Regions from separate parts of the Mus musculus genome. Here regions 2, 3 and 4 are each linked to region 1. Evidence: chromatin loops called from intact Hi-C (ENCODE). Cell type or tissue: gastrocnemius. All regions are shown on one strand. Each heading gives the region's core, and the rest is flanking DNA. Links, peaks and the distances in the headings are about the cores only.

Evidence for each region. A loop is a pair of places that touch in the nucleus more often than their neighbours do. Peaks named below come from ENCODE experiments on the same cell type or tissue, not always from the same donor. Only the 100,000 strongest peaks of a DNase experiment are listed, where the experiment ranks them.
Region 2: a loop joins it to region 1, with 2.4 times the contacts of the local background. A loop is called at or near these places in 18 of 42 quality-filtered maps.
Region 3: it touches region 1 in a loop (4-fold over the local background); 15 of 42 quality-filtered maps call a loop at or near these places.
Region 4: a loop joins it to region 1, with 9 times the contacts of the local background. A loop is called at or near these places in 16 of 42 quality-filtered maps.

Annotation. Positions count from the first base shown.
Region 1 is chr8:12,975,730-12,981,850 of GRCm38, reverse strand. All of the region lies in intron 3 of Mcf2l (mcf.2 transforming sequence-like), which reads right to left. Among named protein-coding and RNA genes, the nearest start is that of Gm38671, 31 kb to the right of the region's middle. In gastrocnemius, for the core only: a CTCF peak has its summit at 2,924 (motif pointing left); a DNase peak (open chromatin) is centred at 2,923.
Region 2 is chr8:13,221,714-13,227,834 of GRCm38, reverse strand. It overlaps a transcript of Adprhl1 not described here. Among named protein-coding and RNA genes, the nearest start is that of 2810030D12Rik, 24 kb to the right of the region's middle. In gastrocnemius, for the core only: no CTCF peak of the experiment used is centred there; DNase peaks (open chromatin) are centred at 2,748 and 2,897; H3K4me3 peaks cover 117 bases; H3K27ac peaks cover 977 bases.
Region 3 is chr8:13,200,317-13,206,437 of GRCm38, reverse strand. It overlaps 2810030D12Rik (RIKEN cDNA 2810030D12 gene), which reads right to left and starts at 5,656. Exons shown (of 2, transcript NR_166508.1): 1 at 5,145-5,656; 2 at 4,648-4,750. Grtp1 (GH regulated TBC protein 1) reads left to right here and starts at 5,814. Exons shown (of 8, transcript NM_025768.2): 1 at 5,814-5,957. The coding sequence starts at 5,911. In gastrocnemius, for the core only: a CTCF peak has its summit at 2,745; no DNase peak of the experiment used is centred there; H3K4me3 peaks cover 736 bases; H3K27ac peaks cover 3,368 bases.
Region 4 is chr8:13,211,007-13,217,127 of GRCm38, reverse strand. No RefSeq gene overlaps it. Among named protein-coding and RNA genes, the nearest start is that of 2810030D12Rik, 13 kb to the right of the region's middle. In gastrocnemius, for the core only: a CTCF peak has its summit at 3,012 (motif pointing right); DNase peaks (open chromatin) are centred at 3,038 and 3,987; H3K4me3 peaks cover 525 bases; H3K27ac peaks cover 2,385 bases.

The DNA of each region.
Region 1 (6,121 bases), core at 1,040-5,039:
GAAACCTCTTGCACTGAGCCATCATAATCTACATTGCTCGCAGAACCACTGTCTCCCATGCTCCTACCAGTATGGCCCATTACTCTCTTCTCAAAGCATTCAACTGCGATCCTAATCCAAAGTCCACATTCTGCCAATGAGCAGCATGGTCAGGCCTGTCACCGTGATACCCGACTCTGGGTACCAACTTCTCTCTTAGTGTTTTATTGGTGTGAAGAGACACCATGACCACAGCAACTCTTATAAAGGAAAACTCTTATAATTGGGGCTGGCTTACAGTTTCAGAGGTTTAGTCTATTGTCAGCATCACAGGTACCAGTCCCTAAATATTATCCTTGTGTTATTGTGCTATTCAAATGCTGATTTCTCTGCCCTCTATCTTGTTTCAATCTGGACACAGCATTGTAACGCTTAAGTCAAGAATCTCCTGTTTCAAGTTTATGTAAACAATGCTCACCATTTATTATCTGCCTTGTCAACAAATCTGATTAGCCAATGCCTGGGCTAGAAGAGAGACTAGGGTGGGACATGTGCCAGCCAGGGGAAGGAGAGAGAAAGAAGAGTAACAGATTGAGTCACAAGGAGGGAAGAGAGCAGACATCATGAGAGTTCAGTTAGAGCATGGAAAGCTCTAAATGCAAGTATTATGGGGTTTTAACTGGGAGGTAGCCAGATTAGCTAAGAGGGTTAAAATATATCATTTGACTGCCTAGGTATTGCAGTAAAGCCTTAAGCTAGTCTTGATCTCTCTGTATCACTATTGGGGAATTCGCTAGGATAAAGAAAAGCAGCTACCATATTAATTTATAGCATACATATGCATTAAAATCAACATTTAGAGGTATATTTATGGATGGTCTACCCACTGTAGCTAGTTGATGGCTTGGCAGTTGAGCCTGGCCAGGCACCTGTATCCTCATTCCCTCTGCCCAGCAGCTCACAGTTGGGTACAGAGAACTCCTGGGGCAAGAGGTTCCATCACGATTCCAGCCAGCTGGGACCAGGCCCCACTTTCTGGGTGAGGACCTTTTGACTTTCTGTGTGGCTATGGGCCAGGTGTGGGACTAACAATGCCACAGTCCTTGGCCAAGGCTTCATGGTGACTCTGTGAAGGTGGGGCTCTATCTTGTTAAGCACCGAAAAGTTTTTTTTTTTTCCCCCATTGTCACAGAGCCCAGATGGTTGGACCTACCACACTTGGTCACTAGGACACAATGGCTGCCTCCTAGGGTCACACTCACTGAGGAAATCTTGGAATGAAGCAGCCTCACTTTCCTTACCATCACTGGCACCCTCCAGCCTCAGAAAGCCACAGCCCTATCCTGTGTCCTTCGACATGGGCTCAGGCAGTCCCTCCTCCTGTTGCCAACATTTCCCTCCTTCCCTCACATGCCAGGGAGCAGGAGCACTAATGTATAGGATGAGAAGGCTCAGCTGAAGGTGGACCCATCCTCACAGTGTCTCTTGCAAGCCAGGCACTGGATATGGCCTCAGGAGGATGGCGGTGGTCTCCTCGGGCTCCTGAAGGGAGTTGCCCTGGGCCTTGAAAGACAGCTATGGCTGTCTAAAGGTGAAGAACTGGAGGAGGCAGCATATGGGGGCCTCAGATAGAGACCTGCCCCCCACTGTGGTCCTCAGCCCTAAAACATGCAAGGTAGGCTTCCGAGGTGGGCATGCTAGCTAAATTTGAGGGTTACTTTATCAAAAAAAGGCCCAGAAGTCTCACAAAAGCTGTTTCAGGAGTGTGGAATTTGCTGAAACCTTCTTTGAGGCCATTGTTTTGAAGGCCCGAGGTCTGTCAACACCACAGAAAGAGCAGTCATAGAGTGACAGGCACAGAGCCAGGGTCTGTCCTGCAACAGACATAAATGCCCAGCTGGGTCATAATTCCGCAAAGACCTAGCTCAGCAGGATCTTCTCATTGGACCCAGTAGGGGCATCAGGAGGCCCTACTCCATCTCACATTGGTTTGGGGCAGCAGAGGTCAAATACCCCAAGCCCTGTGACATCAGTGAGAAAGGCCCTACAAGAACTCATGCTATGTCCTCTGGGCATGGCGTGGTTGCTTCCCTCTTTAAATCAGAACACCTGTGAGTACTCACAAGCTCAGACCTACTATCCCCTCATAGAAGGAGTGGGTGGGGGGAGTCACTGGACTCCACCTGAGATTCTAGGCACCCCGCTCCTACCCGCCTCCCTGCACATAATCCTGTCTGGCTCTACATGGTTTGGGGTTGCCTTTACTGTGGTGCAGCTGTTCGGGGGTAACCCATGAACATGTAAGAAACCCAGACAATGCATGACTTTGAAAAGACGGACTTGGATGGACCTTTCTTGGCTTGTCATCGACATCATCTGCCCAGGAGAAGTTAGCCCTTATAGTTCTCATCAGTAGGTGCATCATGGGTAACAGTAAACACTCAAGGGCCAGCAGCAAGAGTGAGCGGGTGTTGGGGCTGGGGTACAGCAACCAGCACTAAGAACCCACGACCTGAATCCATGAACACTGGCATCCCAGTGGTTGGTAGAGGGCTGGTCAAGGCGACATGTTCCCCTGTGGTGCCTGGATGAAGGGAACAGGCATGTGAGATCAGCAGAGGGGGTGGGGGCCTGGAGAGAGGCAGCTGGAGTGAGCTGACCAGAGGCCCAGGGGTCTCAGGATAGGTTCACCACAGATGGAACCTCTCTTGCCAGTGGGACATGTCCCCTTGATTGTGTAATGTCTCGTCCTACCCAAGTGTCACTGTCTTAGTGACACTGGTATTTAAAAGCAGGTGTTGGAATACAGTGTACAAGATTTACAAAGGAGTTATAAGGATGGAAGGGGTGGGGGAGGGGGAGTAAGTGAAACCAGGCCAGACAGAGGAGCCATGGGGCTCACAGTAAACCTGACTTGACAATGGTTTGACTAATGGCGCCCTCGTGTGGTCAGTATGAAGCTGCACATTCAGGAGGGCACTGGAGGTGGGTCATTAACTACCCTCTGGGCTCCTCCTACCAGGTGCCCAGGCCTCACAGCTGACTGCCCAGAGAGCATAAAGGGACAGTTTGTGAGGGCCCAGTAAGTGCACAAGGGCAGCGCCAGGACAATAAGGCCATATTCCCGAGGTTACCCATCTTCCCTAGGCTGCCTGGTTGGCTCCTGTGGGTTCAGATTTTGTTTGTTTGTTTGTTTGTTTGTTTGTTTTAGCATTGGCTGAGGATGCCTGGAGTCAGCCAGCAGACTCACAGTTTTATTAGACTTTCCTGAAACACATGGGACCTGGTCCTTCTGGGCAGGAACAGGGATGGGGTCACAGAACAGGGTGGGCTCCTCCCACCTGTGCATAGTATTACTTATGCCTGGCTCTGGGCCGGTGTCCCCAGCCCCAAGGCTCCCTGGGGCACAGGTGCATGCTATGCGCTGGTGGAGGGCAGAGGGACTCAAACACTCAATGATCAAAGTACTCCTGGCTCTGGAGGACAGGGAGACTGATGGAACCCACAGGTCAGCAGCAGCCACTGGGCACAACCAGCCCCTCTCTGAACATTGGAGAAGAATCAGAGCCTCTGATGTCAAAAATGGTGTGAATATACCCAACTCACAGCCATCTTGGCTCAGGAGCCTCTGCCCTCACTTTCCCTGGTCTCTCTGTCAAAAGCTCCTGTGAGCTCTGTCAAATCAATCTGTGCTCAGAAAGAACTCATCACACCTCACAAAGAAATTGTTGCATGTGCACATGCGTGTGTGTGTGTGTGTGTGTGTGTGTGTGTGTAGTGGGGGAGTTGCCACTCACTGTCTCCATTGTGGCTTCAGGGCACTTGTTAGTGTCCTCCCTGAGGGCTGCCCAAGGCTGCCAAGATCTTTCTCCTCAGGCACCCCTTCTACTTTGGATTAACAAGTAGTATTCTGACACACTGGCTCCCTCTCAGCCACTGTCAACTCCCTGAATAGCAGCTAATGGCACTGTGTGACAGGGTGGAGGAAGGGCCTGGGGAAGGCCACCAAGAGCCACTATTTGTGCCTCCCCGAGTTACCGCATGGTACAATGGCACAGACTCTAGCAGGGTGATGGCAGCTCTTCTTCCTCTTGAACAAAAGACCAGGACAGTCACTGCCCTTGCCTCTGAACGCCAGGCATGTGCTGGTTACATGACACGTGTCACAGACTGCAGCTGCCCAGTGTGGCAGCCCCTAGCCATGTGTGAGCAGAAACAACTACTTTGTTTTCTTCCATTTTAACTTTAAGCGGCCACACGTGGTCAGTGACTATCACACTGGATGGCAGTTACAGAGGAAGATAACTAATGAGTGATGGAGAGGAAGTGGCCTCTGGTGGGGTTAGGAGAATGCGACTCAGAAGAACAGGGCGGGACCGCATGTGAAGGTCCCTGCAGAGAGTCTTCAAGAGCAGAAGTCGCAGGGACTCCTGGGAGCTTCAGAGGCTTTCAGCGCTCAAAGCACTGGACTTCACAAATGAAACGCTGCTGTGGGAAGCCGAGGTCTCGAGCAGTCTGTGAGAGCCAGGGACGAGATGGCAGGCTTGTCCACGTGAGTGTCCTCTGCAGTCCTCTTGTCCTGATCCAAAGCTGGCCGTGGGGGCTGAGCTCCCCTTGGAAGCCACACACGGTGACCATCCAGGTAAGCATTGTCACAGACAACAGCAGGGACAGCAGGAGGATGTCCTGGATCATTTTTTATCAACTTGACACGCGCTAGACTCCTCTGGGATCAGGAACTCTCAGTTGAGAAAATGCCTCACTGAGACAGGATCAGGCTGCAGGCAAGCCGATGAGGTACTTTCTTAATTAGTGATTGATGAAGGAGGGTCCAGCCCTCCTTGTGGGTGGTCCCATCCCCAGGGCTGATGGTCCTGGGTCCGATAAGAAAGCAGGCTGAGGAAGCCGCAGGAACAAGCCTGTAAGCAGCACCCCTTCACGGCCTCAGCATCAGCTCCCGCCTCTGGGTTCCTGTTCTGGTTTCCTTCAATGACTGCACAGTGCTGTGAAAGGGTGAGCCAAAGCCCTTTCCTCCCCAAGTTGCTTTTGGTCATGTTCTTTCATGATAGATAGCAAAAGTCACCCCAAGTCAGACAGAGGAGCAGACTCTGGGTACATGAGACTCAAGGAGACTGTCACCAACAGGGACGAAACATGAAGGCATTGATTACTATTAATCAAGTAACTGCCCTTCATGGCAGCAGGGCCCCAACCAAGAAAGCATGGGCCCCCAAGTCCGCCTGCTGACAGGCAGGTACACTTGGCCCATCTACACTGCGGAGAAAGCAGTAAACAAGGCCAATGTGAAGGACACCCCTAAAGCGCGGCTGGGCGAAAGGCGAGCTGAGACTCAGGGTCACACTGCCCACCACACGTGGGATCTTGAGGTTAACCAACCCTCATCTGTGGTTCCCGGTGAGGAGGAAGCAGAGGCAGAGATTGGGCATTTAACACCAGCGTGGCAGTGGCTTAGCACACGCATGGTTGCACACACGCCCTCTCTCCCAGAACACTCACACTCCATGGAAACTTCCATCTGAATGCATGGCACATCTGGCTGCTTTGGGGACTGTGTGAATGGCCAGTCAAATAGGGAGAGTCAAACAGGTATTCTAGAAGACAGCATCTACGCTCTCTGAGTTCTGCCTCTGTATCCCACTTCCAATGGTCCTCACAAGCCACGAGTCATCTCAGTGAGCATGTGCCTCTGCATACGTGTGTGTGTGTGTGTGTGTGTGTGTGTGTGTGTGTGTGTGTGTGTCTGTGTCTGTGTGTCTGTGTGTCTGTGTGTCTGTGTGCGTGCATCTGTCTTGTTCATTTTGCCTGCACATTTCAGTGCTAGTGTGTGGTGTGTGCATCTGTACATGTGTGAGCCATGCAGGCACCTCTTAGGTAGGAGCAGGAGTCCCTGTTAGCCTGTGTGAATGGGAAGAGCTTTGTAAATGCAGAGTCAATGTGCTGCACGGGAGGATGGCCTGGGATCTTATGGCTACTCCCAGTCCTCCAACTGAACAGGGCCTCCAGCTGATTTATTTATGATCTGCTGAGGAGCAAATCTGTCTGCACTTTGCTTTGAATTAATGCTGGACCAGTGTGTATTAGCAACGTAATCTAGGTCATGTGGGGAGGATGTATAGCAAGC
Region 2 (6,121 bases), core at 928-4,927, 250 kb before region 1:
AGCCTCCTCAGAGGACCTGATTCAGGTGAGTCTATTGGTACCCCAGGCCTGAGGAGCAAGACCCTCATGTCTCCACAGGCTCTGTGGCTCTGGAAGCTCACACAAGGGGGCTCTGGTGGCCTGGCATGGGTGGTCATGATAACTGTCAAGCTTCTCTTCATAGAGACTGTAGAGTGAAGCGTGTGTAGACCAGTCCCAGCCCTGCTGGAGGGTATGGGCTTGGTAATTGCAGATGCATGAATTCAGCCGGCTCTGAGTCCCCAGCCCTGCTTGAGATCCTGTGTGCTGATATTCATGATGGGATAGTAGGCATGTGAAACCAGACCCACAGAAGACGTTGGCAACCAGGACAACACAGGAAGGGCGTGGCTGTGCCCAGCCTAGGGTGGGTCAGAGATGCTGTTGTCCTCTGTACAAAGAACATCCAACAAGAGAGTGGAGGCTAGATGTGGCTGGCAGAGGAGTGTGGTCATGTGACCTGTGGCCGGCAAGAGCTCTGTGCATGTGGGGCAGGCAAGCCTGGAAGAGGGGCAGGGAACATTTCCTGGGGCCAGCATCAGTCTGACACATCTTAAAGCTGTAGGGCCCTAAGGCTGAGGTAGATGGAGGCTAGGAAAGCTCCTATATGTCCAAGGGGTACAGTTAATAGGAGGAGGAATTTGGGGTACAAGGGCTTAGCTCAGAGGCACACGGTGTGCCTGTGAAACCCCAGATATCCGTACAGAAGCTTGTATCTGGGTCAACCCCAAGATGTAGAACTTAGCAGCCACCAGTTACAAGACGCCCTGGGAGAGGGAAAAATTGGCACCCACAGTCAAAGCCAACCAGCTCCCAGGACCGCACCACCTTACTTACCTCAGAGGCTGGAAATCTGGGACCACTCAAACCCACGCCACTACGCTCAGATCCCCTGAAGCCTGACAGCGGCACACAGCCTGCCCCACCCCAACCCCACACCCTCTGCCCAAGGCAGGCAGCTGTGAAGACTCGCAGGTGGCTTTTCAGGGAGCACAGACTCTTCAGAATCACCCTGCTGATGCTGTCCCCAGATGGTGAGCCCCCTTAGGTGAAAGGAGGTCTCCCTCTACCCAGGACAGCTTCCAGACCAGTCTGAAGCCCCAGATCGGTGTGAAGAGACGTGTCCACGGGCCACCTGAACAGGGAGACAGGTCAGGCAGTAAGACGGTGGCAACTGTTGCCACAGGGGCAAGCCTGAGCCCAGAGGCTACTGGCTCCTGAACTCTGAAACAGACCAATGGCTCTACAGACCAATGCCTTTCCACTCTGGGCCTCAGGGGAGTGTTGGGGCCGCCCCAGGATTGGTTTATCCCTGCAAAGACAGAGCAGCCACTGCAGTGATTGGCTTTTGTATCCTGACTGACTATGCAGAACAATGGAGCTCTTGGTGGCAGCTGCACAGCTGCGGCTCAGGATTAGTTATTTTTACCCAGTGCGCTGTACTTACTCAGAGTCGGCCAAGGCTTTCCGAATGCTCACAGCACTGCCCTTCAATACCCCTACTTAATGGGTCAGCTCTTTGAATGCATATGTGTCAGGCTGGCACAGGCCTCCCAGTAAGTGCTCAGGACCAGCCCCAGCCTGAAGGTCAGATAGGTCCTGACTCCTGAGAATGAGGCACAGGGGTCCTCCAGGAACTTTGATGTCCTCATCAGGGTTACTGTGGCTGTAATGAAACACCATGACCAAAGCAACTTGCGGGAGGAAAGGGTTTATCTGGCTTACACTTCCACATCATAGTCCATCATTGGAGGAACCCAAGATAGGAACTCACACAGGACGGGAACCTGGAGGCAGGAGCTGATGCAGACGCCATGGACGGGTGCTGCTTACTGGCTTGCTCCTCATGGCTTGCTCAACCTACTTTCTTACAACCCAGGACCACAGCCCAGGGATGGCACCACCCACAATGGATTGGACCCTCCCCCCCATCAATTGCTAGTTAAGAAAATGCCCCACAGGTTTGTTTGCCTGTCATCTTATGGAGGTTTTTCTCTTGAGGTGCCCTCCTATCAGATGACTCTAGCCTGGGTTGACATAAAATCAGGATGATCTTTAGCTTATAAAAATGAATGAGATATGTGACCGTTATGGGCTTTGGTTTTTGTTTTCCCACAGTTCCGAGAGCCCCAGGATCAGCTGTGGGAAGATAGCCATGGACGCGCAGATGCTAAAGAAGAGGATCAGCAGGACATGCGATGAGGCAGCCCGCACCATCCTCAGCAGCCTCTTGCTTTATGTCTTGGATCATGCAGATGGGCCCCAGAAGGTGGAAGACAGGACACACAGGACCAACCGCCCTTTCCAACTCCAGGAGGCGGGCCGGAGACCCACACGGTTCCAGCTTCTACAGGCTAAGTTCATGGGCACTGGCCGGGAGCTCCACCTCAAGAAGACCCGGGATGTGGGTCGGCTGATCTCTAAAGACAAGCAAGGACCTGGTAGGAGTTTTGTAAATGCCACCATCAACAAGCTCCTGGAAAAGACCAAGGAAGTGGGCAGAAGCTCCAGCCAGAGGACCCCAGCCAGTGAGAAGGTCCGGTGGAGCCCATCGAGCGGGAAGGGCACTGTGAAAAACATCCTGAAGAAGTTCCTGGCTGCAGAAGAGAAGGCGGCCAAGGAGAACGAAGTAGGTGAGAAGCCCCCTGCCCAGCGGCCTGGAGCTGCCAGGGGCCTCCTGCCAAGAATTGTGGGCCAGAGCTCCATCCTCTCCAAGCTGAGGGAAAGATTCGAACACAACAGCTGCCTGTACTCGGAGGCAGGCGTGCTGCCCCTGCACAGGGAGGGACTGAAGAGCAAGAACCTACAGAAGAGGAAAGTGCACAGGCCACAAGTGCGGGTGCTCCACGTGGCCACCATGGCTACCAGCTGCACCAGAATCCCCCCTGCCCAGTTTCTGGCCTGCACAGCTGAGCCTCTGCCAGCCCTCAGCATCGCCACCATCGTCTGCGGGCCCCAGAGCTGGTTGTCCCACTGTGCAAAACTTAGTCACTCGGAGTGCAGACGCTGGCCCACCGGGGCAGCCAACACGTTCTCCAACTCAGAAAACCTGGAGCCTGTTGGAAACAGAACACAAGGTCTCGAAAACAAGGAGAGCAAGGAACATCTCCTGTCCTCAGTGCCCCAGGCAGTGGTTGACGTGGGTTTCTCTGGCATACCTACTAATGGCAATGCTCTGCCTGGCCATGCACCAGTGTTGTCCTCACGTGGACTGGACAGCCCCAGAAGTACTGGAGCAGTTGGAAAGGACAGAACAGTGGAGCCCAGTACACAAGAGGTGGCAGCAGACGCACAGGGAGCAATGGATAATTTAAGAGGGGCCCCTGAAATTGCCATGACTGTGAGCAGCTCTGAGGATGAAGCCGAAAGGACAGCCTCAGGCTTGGAAAGAGAGCCCTTCTTTGCCACCCAGAGGCACCTGCCAGAGCAGGAGGCTGTGATTCAGATCCACCTCCTTGCCCCGCTAGCAGTCCAGGCTGAGCGGCGAGCACAGCCCGCTATCAATCCTCCACAAATCACCGTGCAGCTTCCCATCGTTCATGAGATGCCAGCCTCTCCTGGTCGTGAAGACCAATGTTCTCCGGTTGTGAGAAGAGAGGTCATGGCTGGAACTGAACAGGCGGCATCTTCCACTGTGACCAAGGATAGGAGGGGTCCCCCAGCCCCAACAATGCAGAGTCACCCCTGTGGGGTACCCGTGAGTCTCTGTCCTGCAACTCAGTACGGACTCCAGGAAGACCTAAGAGATAGCGCCAGCGTAGGAGGTGATGCCTCACAGAGGTTCCTAATACCAAGTCCTTCCAAGACGTTTCCTGGTGGAACAGAGGGAAAACAGAGCCCTGAGAAGTCACATGACCTCAGGAATTGCAGTGGTGACAGCCCTTCCACGTACCTCATTGCTGGGAGAAGCTATGCAGGAGTGGGCACCTGCTCGACCACTGGCCTCCAGCAAGGGACATCGACCACGATGATGGTGACAAGCCAGGACTGCATACGGCCTGACGGTTCTATAGCACTGGAGAAGAGCATCCAGTTTGGACAGGAAGAGTGCCAAGGACCCCAGAATGAGTCAGCTCAACCACCAGGCAGAACTCAGGAAAACAGCAGCCATGATTTGGGTAGCAACAGCCAGACCACATTAAATAATCAGTCTATTGCAAGGATCAAAGCCTCTGGAAAGGCAATAGGGACTGTCACTGATCTCACAGTACCACAGCCAAGTAGTACTCAGCACCCTGAACTCAAGACAGCAGCATGGCCAACTGGTACTCAGGACACTGAACTCAAGGTGGTACCACATACGGGTGACTCCAAGGAGGTTGAATACAAGACAGTGCCACAGACAAGTGCCCAAGATGTTAGACATACGCAAATGTCATGGGCATGTGGTACCCAGAACGATGCACACAGGATCACACTACAGCCACATGTTCCCCAGGGTGTGGAGCCCAACACAACGCCACACCTTGGTGGTTCCCAGGAGCCTAAACACGAGGTAACACTGGGGCCAAGCGGAGCCCAGAATATTGACCACAAGACACCACAGCAAGATAGGACTCAAGATATTAAACTGACGACACTGCGGCCAGGTGGTGCCCAGGACCCTGAACATAAGATGGTGTCACAGGCAAGTGACATCCAAGGTGCTGGACACAAAACAACCACATGGGCAGGTGGTGCCCAAAACACTAGACAGAAGGCGTCTTCACAGCCGGGGGGTGTGCAGGGCACTAAATACAAGATAGGTGTTACCCCAGACACTGAGCACGAGGTGACCGCACAGGCTGGTGATGCCCAGGATGGAGAAGAAAGCCCTGAAAAGAAGACAACACCATGGTCAGGAAGCGTCCGGGACTATAAAGACAAGATAACACAAGGACCCCACAGCCATTCTTCTTTGGTATCAAGCAGGTCCTCAAAGCATGCGAGTAGAACCACTGAAGACCTAACGGGGAGCCGTCCCCTAATGTCGGCAGCCCCAGTCGTTCAGACACAGGAAGCTGGGGATTCTTGCCTGATGTCTACTAAGTCTCCCCTATGTGTTTCAAGTGAGTCACGGAACAAAATTACAGCGGTGGAAAGAGACCCTCTGTGCCAAAGCACAGCATCCCCAGAGCCACAAACAGAACCAGCAGAGACTCTGGACCACTCGCCGCGGCCCTCTGTGGGCCCACGGGCACTGGACAGAACGGATCCTGAGAAAGAACAATATCTTTCTAGGGCGGCACACTCCCCTACAGGACCAGCCGCAAAGGGAGAGACCAGGCAGGTGGGGCTAGCCCACAGTCCAGAGCCTCCTGTTCCCAACCAGAAGGTAGAGCATAGGTCTGCCCCCCAGGCAGAAACCTTGGGAGGTGAAGCCAAAGAGATGCTGCCAACACAGGCAGACGTGGGCAGGCCACAGAGACAGCTCGGATCGGAGGAAACTGGTACAGGACATGTACGGTTACACCAGACTGGACAGTCAGATGTACTGTGTGTGGTAGATCCTCAGGCATGGGCTTCTCAGGACCCAGTAGCTAATGAAAAGATACCGGTGGAGGAGAATTCCTGTCAGCACAGGGACAGGACTCAGAAACATCCCTCAAGACCACCAAAGAGGCTGGAAAAGAGCCCAACTCAAGGAGGAAGTCTCCAGGCTGGCAAGAATCTAGCTACCCCAGGGAACCCTACGAAGTCTTGTGGCCTGGCTTTGCAGAAACAGACCCAGCGTCAGGGACAGGCCAGCCACCCAGTACCTCAGGCTTCGGGACCTGACAGCACTGCTGAAGGAGTCCTGACTGCTGGCACGAGTGGGGAGCCTCCCAGACGGGGCCCCTCATTTGACAATCAGCAAAGCCTGGTTGCCCAGCACCTGCCCAGAGAAACCCAGAGTCTGGCTAGTAGCAGGACCACAGCCGGCTCCCTGGAGAACACACATGACGCTTCCTGGCTCACATCTAAGGCTGGGAGCCACCCACTCTTCCAATCCCTTGCCCAGGACGGGCCCCCAAGTGCCCCTAGGGCAGAAAAGGGCCTGTCAGACCATAAGCACCCCAGGTCGGTGCACTTTGCAAAGTATCGCGCCCAAAGCTTTCGGGACCAGGCGGCCTTCGATCTGTCC
Region 3 (6,121 bases), core at 864-4,863, 220 kb before region 1:
AAAGTTCCCTTGGATACAATCTCAGGGGATGGGCTGCCAGGCGCTGGGAGTGCCTTTTGCATCTGCTCAGGTGACTCTACATTCGGTGACTTCAGGATCTCTCTCTCTTTTTTTTTATAGAATTATTTATTATATGTAAGTACACTGTAACTGTCTTCAGACACAACAAGAGGGCTTGTCAGATCTCATTATGGATGGTTGTGAGCCACCATGTGGTTGCTGGGATTTGAACTCAGGACCTTTGGAAGAGCAGTCAGTGCCTCTTTCAGTGCTCTTAACCCCTGAGCCATCTCTCCAGCCCCAGACTTCAGGATCTCACAGGGATGAAGTCGCCAGCTCAAAGGCATGGGGACCTGAGGTTGGTCATGCTGCCACCCTGCTTTCTCCTGTAAGTCAAGTGACCTGTTGAAGTCACTCTCACAGGTCTGGCTGAGCTAAGCCAGTCCTTCCTAAGACCCTGAGGCTAGGGTGAAGTGGTAGCCTAGATGGCCCCTATTTAGACCCCTACTTAGGCCCTGTGTAGGCCTCACCCAAAGTGCTAAGTAGGACCTGGGAAGTTCTGAAGGAGAGGATCTGAAGATTCAGGGTTTTGCTTGTTTGTTTTCTTTTGTTTTTGAGACAAGGTCTCACTCTGTAGCCCTGGCTGGAACTCAGTATGTAGACCAATAGACCAAACTGGCCCAGAACTCATAGACTTACCTCAGGACTCGTAAGTGCTGGTATTAAAGACATGCACAATCTGAACATTTTCTGGGGTCACTGGGGTCCCCCTCTAAGCTGATCCATTCATCACTATTCATGGCTCTGCACTGCCCCACTGCCTGGACACGGAAGCAGTAACTCTCCTGAGCCCTTTGCAGAGAAAAGTGTGCACTGTGACCTGGTCCTCAGGACCGCAGCATCTGGACAGGTGGCGTGCGTCCTGCCTCACTTCTACATTAGGAAGCTGCCCAGGGCACAGGGCTGGGGTGGAAGCCAGTGGAAGCTTCCAAGAGGAAGGATGGAAAATTTCAAACACAAACAAAAGTCTCCCCAGAGGATCATCCAGCCACAGCAGATGTTATAATTCTTCTCCTTTTTATTTAGCGGAAGGGTTTCATGTTAGCTTTTGTCTGTCTGTCTGTCTGTCTGTCTGTCCTAGTGCTGAGGGTCAAAGGCAAATGTTCTACCACTGGGCTGTCCTGCTGCTGGCCTTAGCCCCCGTCAGTTGGAAGGTCTTTAAAGCCGCGTGCAGACTTTATGTTCTTCTCTTGTGAGATTGCTCAAGAGCCTGCCAAAGGCACAGAAGCTGAGGACTGAGAGTGGTTGGCAGTAAGTGGTAAACTTATACCTGAGAAAAGAGCAGTGTGTGAGAGCCCTGACCATCCTGGCTGTAAGGTCACAGGTCACGGGAGGGACAGAAAGCTTTTCTGTCAGAATCAGAAAAGCGGGTGTGGCACTGGATGAAGGGTTGTCGAGAGAACTTGCTGCCCAGAGGGGCCCTGCTCAGAGTAGGGTAAAGGCGAGGGACAGAGCCACGTGGATCAGCAAAGACACCTGCGTAAGCTTTTTGAAGCAGAGGGCAGGGCTGGAGGGCCTACGTCTGGCTTGTCACATGAGCTATGGTCAGTTGCATCCAAAGTACTAGGCAAGGAGCTGTTTCTTTCAGCACAAATCAGGGATGTTCATTATCCATCTGCTTTCAAGCTAACGGGGGATAGATGAAGTCCAACGAATCATTCTTTTAATAAAAATAATTAGCTGAGGAGGGAAGAAGGAATCATGTCTCCACCCATAGCTGAGGAGCCAGCTGCTGGCTTCAGGAAGAGGGAGAGTCAGTTCCTTTATGGGCGTGGCCCTTAGGTTAGTCACACTCCACTCATGGCCACACCCACGAGTTTATGGGTAGAGCAAAATAGACTGAGGAGGACACAAGGAAAAGGGAGTGGCCAGGAGTGGTGGACTAGCAGAAGAGAGTGCTTGCTGCTATTGCAAAGGACCTGGGTTCAGTCTCCACGACCACATGGTGGCTCATGACTGCCTGTAGTCATTTCAGTTCTAGGAGATCCAGAAGTCTTCTGGCTTGCAGGGGCACCTGCGCACATGGTAACCTGTGGCCCATCAGGGTGTCGCACACTTTGCTTTGTAATTTCTGTGAGGAAACTGTAGACAACCCAGCCCCACTTAACTGGTCTGAGAGTTCTGAAAAGAATGGTGTATGACAGACAGACTGGATCAACAGCTTCAAGCAGCCCTGGGCGTCCTCTCTACCCCCAACTCCCATATGACAGGCAGAGTGTGTGGTGGTTCAAATGCTAACCACCACCACCCCCCCCCCCTCCCCGGCTCATGCTTGGTCCCCAGTTGGTGGAACTGTTTGGAAAGGATTAGGAGGTGTGGCCTTGTTGGAGGAGGAGGTGTGTTACTACTGGTGGGTTCTTGAGGTTTCAGAAGCCCAGGCCATTTCTCCTCCTCCTCCTCCTCCTCCTCCTCCTCCTCCTCCTCCTCCTCCTCCTCCTCCTCCTCCTCCTCTTCTTCTTCTTCTTCTTCTTCTTCTTCTTCTCCTTCTTCTTTTAAGATTTATTTATATTATGCACATGAGTACACTGTTGCTGGGATCACACACACCAGAAGAGGGCATCAGATCCCATTACAGATGGTTGTGAGCCACCATGTGGTTGCTGGGAATTGAACCCCTAGAAGAGCAGCCAGTGCTCTTCACCACTAAGCCATTTCTCCAGCCCAAGCCCAGGCCATTTCTGGCTAGCTCTCTGCCTCCCACTTGTGGGTGAGATGTGAACTCTCGGCTACTGCTCCAGTGCCATGCCTGCCAGCTTTCAGACATGCTCCCCACCATGATGGTATAGACTCTAGTCCTCTGAACTTATAAGCACCAATAAACTCTTTCTTCTATAAGTTACCTTGGTCATGGTGTCTCTTCACAGCAATAGAAAAGCAGTTAAGATGGGGACTGGAAGGGGATGGGAACCAGGGAGCTGATGCAGTCTGGCTGGTCACCTAGGTAGTTGGTACTGCAGACATGTCAGTGGGTTCAGCTGTTGCCATCTTTATTCATCCACAGCAATGCCTCATCCACTCTTCTTGGGTCTGTCTCCATTTGCTTTACTCTGAGGGAACAGCCTCAGAAATGCTTAACTCCTGAAGTAAAGCTAGATTTCTCTCAGACCCTGGGTCCTTGTGCTGAGTTTGCACTGCCCCGTGCTGTCTACCCCAGGCTTTAGAGTGGCTTCTTCAGAAGGTAGCTTAGGACTGGGAAGGGTATGGAGGACCACTGTGGGCCACTGTGGGTCAGGCTATGTTAAGATACATGGTGGAGGTGGGTATGCAGTGAGAGAGGCTACTTATTTAGAGGCACTCAGCCTTTAGGTTTCCTAGCCCCATAGGGGAGCTTGGTGAGATAAGAGGACCAACCTCTGCTGGAGCCTTCTATCTTCCCTCCCCACTCTTCCTCCAGGGCAGCTGTTCTTATCGAACTAACTTCGGCTAGTGCCAGCATCCCACCCTGTGGTCATGTTTGACCGTGAAACTCTCACAGTGGAGAGCATGCCTTCATTCTCAAGTTTAAGTGTAGGAGGCCCATAGATGTTTCCCAGCCTGCATGAGAGCCACAGGCCAGGACCACTCCAGGGATCCATGTGGGACTCCCAGGCTCCATCAGCAGAAGGGCAAGAGTCACAGAGAGAGGGGTATTAGAGATGTCATTTGGAGGCTAGGGTGCCGGACTGAGAGGTGGGAGCTGGACATGGAAAAGGGACAAGGAGGGGGCTATCATATTTGACCTTGCAAATGTCTCTTTTATTTGTTTTGGTTGCAACAGCCAGTCACAGGGAAGTCACAGGGAAGAAAGACTTAGGCTTGGGAGGCAGAAGAAGGAGGATCTCTGTGGTTTCAAGGCCAGCCTGGTCTACATAGTGAGCTCCAGGATAGAGAAGTACAGACAGAGACCAGGTCTCAAAAAGCCAACCAACCAACTAACCAACTAACCAACTAAATCAACAAGAAGGAGGAGGAGCGGGAAGAAGAGGTAGAAGAGGAGGAGGAGGAGGAGGAGGAGGAGGAGGAGGAAATATGGAGGAGGAAATGTTCCAGCTCTGTGTGGTCAGACCAAGGGGAAAGTTGTGTATGAAGAGAATGTAGTCCAGTCTGTGGTCTGAGTCACCACTGGGGAAAGGTCAAGGTCAGAGCACTGGCAAGGACACTTGGTGTTAAAACACTGTTCACTGCTGGGCTGAGCTGATCTCTGCACGTTTTTCCCCAGAGGCAGCAAGCACTCTGGGCGACTGTGGGAGCTAGAATTTGGGGTTCTGCTCATGCCAGCACTAAGTTTCATCCAATGTCAACAGAGAAGCTCAAATCTGCAGCTCTAACTGGATTTTCAGGTTCATTTCTTGCTGTATTCTAAAAGAAAGATGGGGCTAGATATGGTGGCATGTGCCTTTATTCCCATTGCTCAGGATGTGTGTGTGTGTGTTAGGCAGGCACAGGTAGATCTCTCTGAGTTCAATACCAGCCTGGTGTTCATAGTGAGTTCCAGACCAACCAGAGCTACACAGTGAGACACTGCCCCCCCCCAATAAAAGAAAGTAAAAAGAATAAAATAAATAAATAAATACAAAATAAAAGAAAGAAAGATGGAGGCACCAAGGCTTTGGTAGAGAATCCTTGTTCAGCAGAGTTTGGTCAAAGCAAGGAGGAGGGAAAGCAATACAAACCTCAGGTTTTCTCATCTGTCTTACAGTAGTCTCAAAACCTAGAGAAAATGAAGTAAAGGGCAGAGCTGCGTATGTAGCCTTGAGAGAGAGACAGAGAGAGGGAGAGAGAGAGAGAGAACCGGTCCCACCGGGTGCTGCCTGTATTCTTGGCGCTGAGGTCAGGATCATTTACAGTGGGGTATCCAAGTGTCCCAGTGGACCAGGCTAAATTCTAATCCCACCCCCACCCCACCCCCGCCGCTTCCTGCTAGGTACTTTGAAGTTTCTAACTAGTTCAAGTGAGTTCCCAAAGTCCAGCTGAGGGTCATTCCAACTACAGTCAGCTGAAGGTGGGTAGCACCTTCTAAACACCACAGAAAAGTGCTTCTGCAACGTCCGATCCGTCCCACCGCTGACCACAGGGCCCGAAGGCGCCAAAGCCCTATGCTTTACCTCGGCACGGTGAGCATTCATAATCCAAACATTCCTCCACAGGTTTCCGAGGGCACCTCGCTAAGAAAGGCAGTCAACTGGTTTCCAAGCCCAGAGTCTGAAATCTCAAGAAACGGACGGCGACAGGGACCACGAAAGAAGCTCGGCACCGCGGCACTGTGACCCTGCAGTAGCGCACACAGCTGGGGCTTCCCTAGGCGAGGAGAGATGGTAAGGCGGCAACTCTTTCCAAGGCTAGACCTCGGGTTCCAAGGTTTGGAGAAGCGAGTACCCTTTGATGGTGGCCCTCAAAAACACCGTATGTTCTCAGCCTCGACAAGCAAGGAAGCAAAGTGGAAAAACAAACAAACAAAAAAACCCTCCTTTTTCAGCATCGGAGCTGGAAGTCCGAAGTCCAAAGTCCAGTCTGCCAGGCACTGAGGCTTGAAGGATATTTAAAATCCTGCAAAGTGGATCCAGGTCTTCTAACCTCGGCATAGGTTTCCATCTCCATGGATTTTCAAATCCCTAGTGCCAGGCTGCAGCAGGTGCACTCGGTTCGGGTCCCTAGGCGCTCCCATCTCCGACACCGCCCCCACCCCAGCCCCGCTCCGTCCACTCTACCCCGCCCCGCCCCCACTGACTCCGCCCCTCGTCCCCACCCCGCCCCCGTCTCGGCCACGCCCCCGCCGGAAGCACTCGCGCGCCCCGGGGCCAGCGGCGCACCGGGGTCCAGCGCTCGGGGCTGCAGAGGTTGTGAGTCCCGCGGTCCCTGGCCCTTCTCCGCATGGATCCCGCAGAGCGCGCGCAGGCGGCGCGAGCTCGGGTGCCCAGGTGGGTGCGGAGGCCGCGCGCGCGGGGTGCTGGGCGCCCTCTCCGGACTGGGTCTGAGCCAGTCGATGCTGCGCGGGGGACGCGCTCTGGTCCACGGAGAGCGAGGGGCATGAGGGGGTGGAGGGGATGGAGGAGGGGAGGAAGAGAGGAAGGGAAGGTGAACT
Region 4 (6,121 bases), core at 961-4,960, 240 kb before region 1:
CCCTTGTCCCTAAGGTGAGAAATGTTAACGGCTCTTGTGCAGGCCTGGGGGATAAAGAACTCTTAGCTCTGCGAGTGTCATAGGTCTTGTATAGCCCTAGAACGCTGTGATCCCTTAGTCCCTGGCAGCGACTAGCATCACAGCTACCAGGCCTGTGTATCCGAATCCTGTTGTAGGTGCTGCTGCTGTTAATTGAAGCAAGCGTCACTGTTCTGGGCCTGTTGGCCACCACTCATTCTCCTTTTGCTGCTTCTACTGCTCCGTTTTCCTGCTATCAGCTCAGCCAGCTCTACTAAACGCAAACAAAAGAGAGCACTTGACAAACACAGTTTATTGAGCCTAATGTTGCATCCTCAGGGAAGGCATCTTAGGAAGGGCTCTCGCCAGCTGAGCCATACGGCTTGCTTAGATGGTCAAAGAAAGGACTTCTGTGGCAATCACAGCAAACCTCTAAGGGAAACTACGGGCCTTGCATTACCTGTAGCGCAGTCCCGAAGTGCAAACGAAAAACTACTCTTGGCTGACCACAGCAGTCCTCCTATGCAAATAAAAGACTGTGTTTGCCCCAATCACAGGCCTTCTGCTGGGCTAGCACAGGAAAGGCTCCTCCTCTGGTGTAGGTAGAAAGGCTGTAGGGCTCTCTAGAGTTCAGTGACGGTTGGAATGGCATAAATAAAGTCTGTCGCAGATGAAATGGTTGGAGCTGGGCCTACAGCTGCAGCTCCAAGAGCTTAAGTTCATAAGCAGAGAGCGCCTGTGGCTGCAATATGGCTTCCTCGGGCCTCCTTTGGAGAACTCAGGGCAGCTGGCGCTGCATAAGCGCAGCTCAGTGAATGTATGTCAGGCACTGCTTCCTAAATATAGCCAGGGCTCCAGGGGCAAGTCTAAGGCTGACAATCTCAACAGCAAAAGGCGTGCTTTCAATCGAGGTGTATCATCAACAGGGCTTTTAAAAAAAGATTTACTTATATGTATATGAGTACACTGTAGCTGTACAGATGGTTGTGAGCCATCATGTGGTTGCTGGGAATTGAATTCAGGACCTTTGCTCGGCCTAAAGATTCATTTATTATTATGTGTGAGTTCACTGTAGCTGTCTTCAGACACACTTCAGGGTGTCACATTTGAGGGTGTCAGATCTCATTACAGATGCTTGTGAGTCACCATGTGGTTGCTGGTATTTGAACTCAGGACCTTTGGAAGAACTGGTGCTCTTAACGGCTGAGCCATCTCTCCAGTCCCTCATCAACAGGTTTTTTTTTATATTTCTTTATTATATGTAACTACACTGTAGCTGTCTTCAGATCTGATTATGGTGGTTGTGAGCCACCATGTGGTTGCTGGGAATTGAATTCAGGACCTCTGGAAGAACAGTCAGTGCTCTTAACCGCTGAGCCATCTCACCAGCCCTCACCAACAGTTTTATCAGCAACATTTAACATCATCTAACAACCCTTTTGTTGAGGTTAACTCTTAGCCAGAGATGGACAGGTTCTTCTAGTATGTGTCAAGGCCACACTTGGGTGACTTGCTACTTCAGTGGTGATACAATGTGGCCGGACATCTAAGTAGCCCAGGACACTCAAGGAGGCAGGGCAGAAAAGAAGTGAAGGGAATACCAGTTGTCACAGCCCACTGAAAGTCTCCTTCCCTCCTCCCCTCCCTCCTCCTTCTCCCTCCCTCCTCCCCTCCCTCCTCCCCCTCCCTCCCTCTAAAGCAGTCAGCTGTCAGTCTCTTCCTATGATAAAGTACAAAGGGGAGGACCCTTCACTCTGAAATGAGAAGGGACTCTGTCCCAGGGATGGGAGCCCTCCCCTGTGTGTACAAGCCCTTCTCTTAGTGAAGAGAGTAACAGGACCTAAGGAGCTGAGGACCTACCCGTGGCCAGAGCTTGGGGTGATCTGGCGACTTCTAGTCCAGAGAGGAAAGCCCTCACTGAGCCTTGACCCAACCTTTCTATAGATATATTTTAATTGTGAAAACTCTTTTTTTCACCTTTTTATTCTTTTATTTTATTAACATTGGTGTTCTACCTGCATGGATGTCTCTGTGAGGATGTCAGCCCTCCCACCCCCGTAACTGGAATTACACACAGTTGAGACTACCATGTGGATGCTTGGAATTGAACCCCTGGGTCCTTTGGAAGAGTAGCCAGTGCTCTTAACCACTGAGCCATCTCTTCAGCCTTAAGTTTGAAAGTTCTTAATGGAAGTCTTTGTACTTTTCTAAACATTATGAGAAAGCACTGATCACACCAAGGACTGCTCGCTTGTGTGTTAGTCTGCTGAGTGGTGGCTGTGGCTATGGTTTAGCTGACTCTATGATGACAATAAGAGCTTTTATTTTTTATTTATTTTTTACTATTTATTTATTTATTTATTTATTTAGTTAGTTAGTTAGTTAGTTATTGGTTGAGACAGAATTTCTCTATGTAGCCCTGGCTGTCCTGAAACTCACTCTGTGGACCAGGCTGGCCTTGAACTCACAGATATCCTCCTGCCTCCACCTCCGCCTCTGCCTCCTGAGTGCTAGGATTAAAAGCATGCACATGCTCCACCACTGCCAGGCATGGAACTTGCTCCATGCATCCAAAAGCGCATCATCACTAATTAACTCAGAGTAGTAGCCTGCTAGAAAATCCGTGTGCAGACTCCTGCTAAGAAAGCGTTGAGATAGCCGGGCGTGGTGGCGTTGAGACACTTCCCATACAAGCGCAGAGGGCTACAGGCAGCAACCTGCCTTTGTGCAGAGGGGTTTTGGCTCCATTTTGCTGAGGGCTACTTCAATGGTTCAGTCCCAGTGACACTAAGGGAGTGGGAAATCCCCTTGCCTCTGCCTTTCCCCTGTGACTTTTCCCCATGTCCTCGGGTTCTCTACATCTAGATTCTGTTCTCTGAGCTGGGTGCTGGACATTGTGAGAGACTGGGAGGCCCTGAAGTCATGTGGTGGATCAGTGTGCCTGTCCAGTTTTCTGTACCCAGGTCCCCGTGACTCTTGATTCTCAGGCGCCACCAGGGGGCACTGCTAACCTCCAGATGGCAGCATTGGCAGGGCTACAGGGCACAGCTGCAATTGTGCAAACCCAGCAAGTACAACCAGCTGCTGCCACTCTCCGTGGCCCTGCGACTTTACCAGACTAAAACTGAGGTGAATGGAGCATGGGGGAGGGGCAGGCATGGCACACAAATTCACAGGTCATTGCCTGGGTTTCTAGGGAGATGGGGTAAGACCTAGAACTCTAAATGGGACACTGCATTTAGCACTAAAACATTGCTGAGCACAATGCCTACTGGTATGGTTGTGGCAGGGGTTGGGCCTTCCATGCCCTGGCCTGATGTTGTCTTCTAGGAGGAACATACTTCCGGCCCCTGGCCCAGCCCCCAAAATGGCCCCTTCAGCAGAGGGGAGTATTGTGGTTTTGTTCTGCCTTGAGAGGATGGAAAAGCACTCTCGTTTAGCCACTTCCTGCCCTCTGTCAGGGCTCCTCAGTGCCTCTGAGAGTTCAACAGAAGGCCGCAGGATGAGGTGAAACCACCACAGATGAAGCAGATGGCAGAAAATAGTCATCTGTGGGCTTTCTGTGGTCAGCAACCACTGAGCACCCCAGTGAGCAGGTACCACGCGGCAGCTAGAGCAATGAGGAGAACAGATACGCTTGCTAGGTCATGGTGACCCCTCCTGAAGGCCTGAAGGGTCAGGGGACTCCTGATCGTGTGCTGGGACATAACAACAAGCATTGGGTCCACCATGTGACTACACAAACATCTCTGCCACCAGAGGTTCTGACTGGGAGAAAAATGGGAAACAAGATCAGTGACCATCTTTGCTCTTCAACTCCTCTGGAGCAGCGGAGTGCAGACTCAGATTGACCTGCGTGGAGGTTCATTACGTGGAAAAACTCCCGAGGGTTTCTGGTGGCAAAGGCTTGTCATCCTGATGCATCTCCTTACCAACACGGGGCAGGACCTCAAGCTTTCACTCTTTAGGTGACAAGGTAGGTCTCCTGGACGCTAGCCAGCAAGGCGTGAAGCCTGGACATACTCCCCCCCGCCCCGCCCCCCGCCCCGCCCCCCGCCCCCGCCCCCCGCCCCCCGCCCCCGCCCCCGCCCCCCGCCCGCAACAAAACAAAAAAGAGAAGAGGCAGAGTTTGCCTTATGGGACAAACATTCCTATGTGTAAGGAAGACATGGGTCCATTCACAGCAAGAAGCTACAAGAAATGCACAACACACACACACACACACACACACACACACACGCACGCACGCACGCACGCACGCATGCACTTCCACAAAGCACCAATAATCAAAGAACTGAGGAGATACGAGATTAAAGGGACAGAAGAGTAAAGCAAACATGGACCTGCTGAGGTGCAGACCCGATGTCCATGGTACTCCAACAGCCTCAGTAATGCCCAGCACAGCCTCAATGATAGCAGAAACAACAGCACCCGCAGCACCCGGTGGATAGGACGCTGATGCTCACCTCTGCCCTTGAAAAGCCTCTGTGTGACGACCATCCACGAGGAAGAGTTTAGGGTCATGCAGCCATCTGGGCATTGAAAGATACACTGTTCTGAGGCTCACACAGCAGAGCCACTGAAAACTGGAAACATCAAGTGGGTGAGTTTTATTGTATATAGGTCATATTTCTATGTTGCTAGGAGAATGTGAGGATTTACCAGAATTAAAAGGCATGGTACTTAAGACACAGTTCTGTGGTCAAGAGCATTTGCTGCTCTTGTAGAGGACCTGGGCTCAGTTCCCAGCATATAGTGCCTTACAACTGTCTGTAACTCCATTCCCAGGGGTGCCGATGCATTCCTCTGGCCTCCTTTGGTACTTCATGCTTGTGGTGCATGTATATGCATCAAAACACTCATAAAAGAAAAATAAAGAGGGCTGGAGAGATGGCTCAGCAGTTAAGAGCACTGACTGCTCTTCCAGAGGTCCTGAGTTCAATTCCCAGCAACCACATGGTGGCTCACAACCATCTGTAATGGAAGCTGTTGCCGTCTTCTGGTGTGTCTGAAAATAGCTACAGTGTGCTCAAATAAATAAATAAATCCTTTTTTAAAAACAGAAAAATAAAGTCTCAAACACAGCAGCAGCAACAGGCAACAAAATTTATTTATTTATTTATTTATTGTTTTTTGTTTGTTTGTTTGTTTTTGTTTTTGTTTTTCCGAGACAGGGTTTCTCTGTATAGCGCTGGCTGTCCTGGAACTCACTTTGTAGACCAGGCTGGCCTCGAACTCAGAAATCCGCCTGCCTCTGCCTCCCGAGTGCTGAGATTGAAGGCTTGCGCCACCACACCCGGCTGACAAAATTTATTACAAGCGAAGAATGCACACACACATAGGTACACAAAAACACAAATAACACACAGAGAGAGAATTAGAAACAGAGAGACAGAGGCAGAGAGAGAGAAACAGAGAGAGTCAGAGAGTAAAGTACAGAGAGAAAGACTCTCTGCAAAACAGAGAGGACACTGATAGCTAAATTCCCTGGGCCAACCTAGGTCTTTTAAATTGTTCTGTTGTTTTGGTAGCACAGGGCAAATTCCCCTCCCCTGATAGTGGGCTGTTCCGTTTAAACAAAGAAAGGGGAGTATATATGCCCACACTTTGGGTAAGCATGCTTAGGACAGGCCTTGTACATATCTGACCAGCTTGAACGGGAACGGGAGCGCTGGAAGGATCCCCCCCCCCAACACCCCCATAGCATCCCCAGGCCTTTTTTTTTTTTTTTTTTTTTGGTCTCAGGTCGGGAGAACCCGTTTGCCACCATGATTCTCTCTCTGTGACCTTTCCCATATCTCTCTGCCTTCTAGGGATGATGTTTATCTTCTGCTCCCGCAAAAGGAGAGAACTGACCCCTGAAAGTTGTTCCTCCACCTCTGCACCATTGTGTTCGGTGCCCCCCAAAACAAATCAACAAATAAATACATAGAAGAAAAAAAATTAAATACGAAAGTATGCTCGTCTTTTCGATGACTCTGACAGAAGAAAATCAAAGTGTTCTATTTGCATACTCAGAGCTCTTCCGAGTCGCTGAGCCCCTTGCGGACGCTCCTCGCAGTCTTCTGTGGTGGAGCTTTCTTCTGCAGACCCTGACCTACCA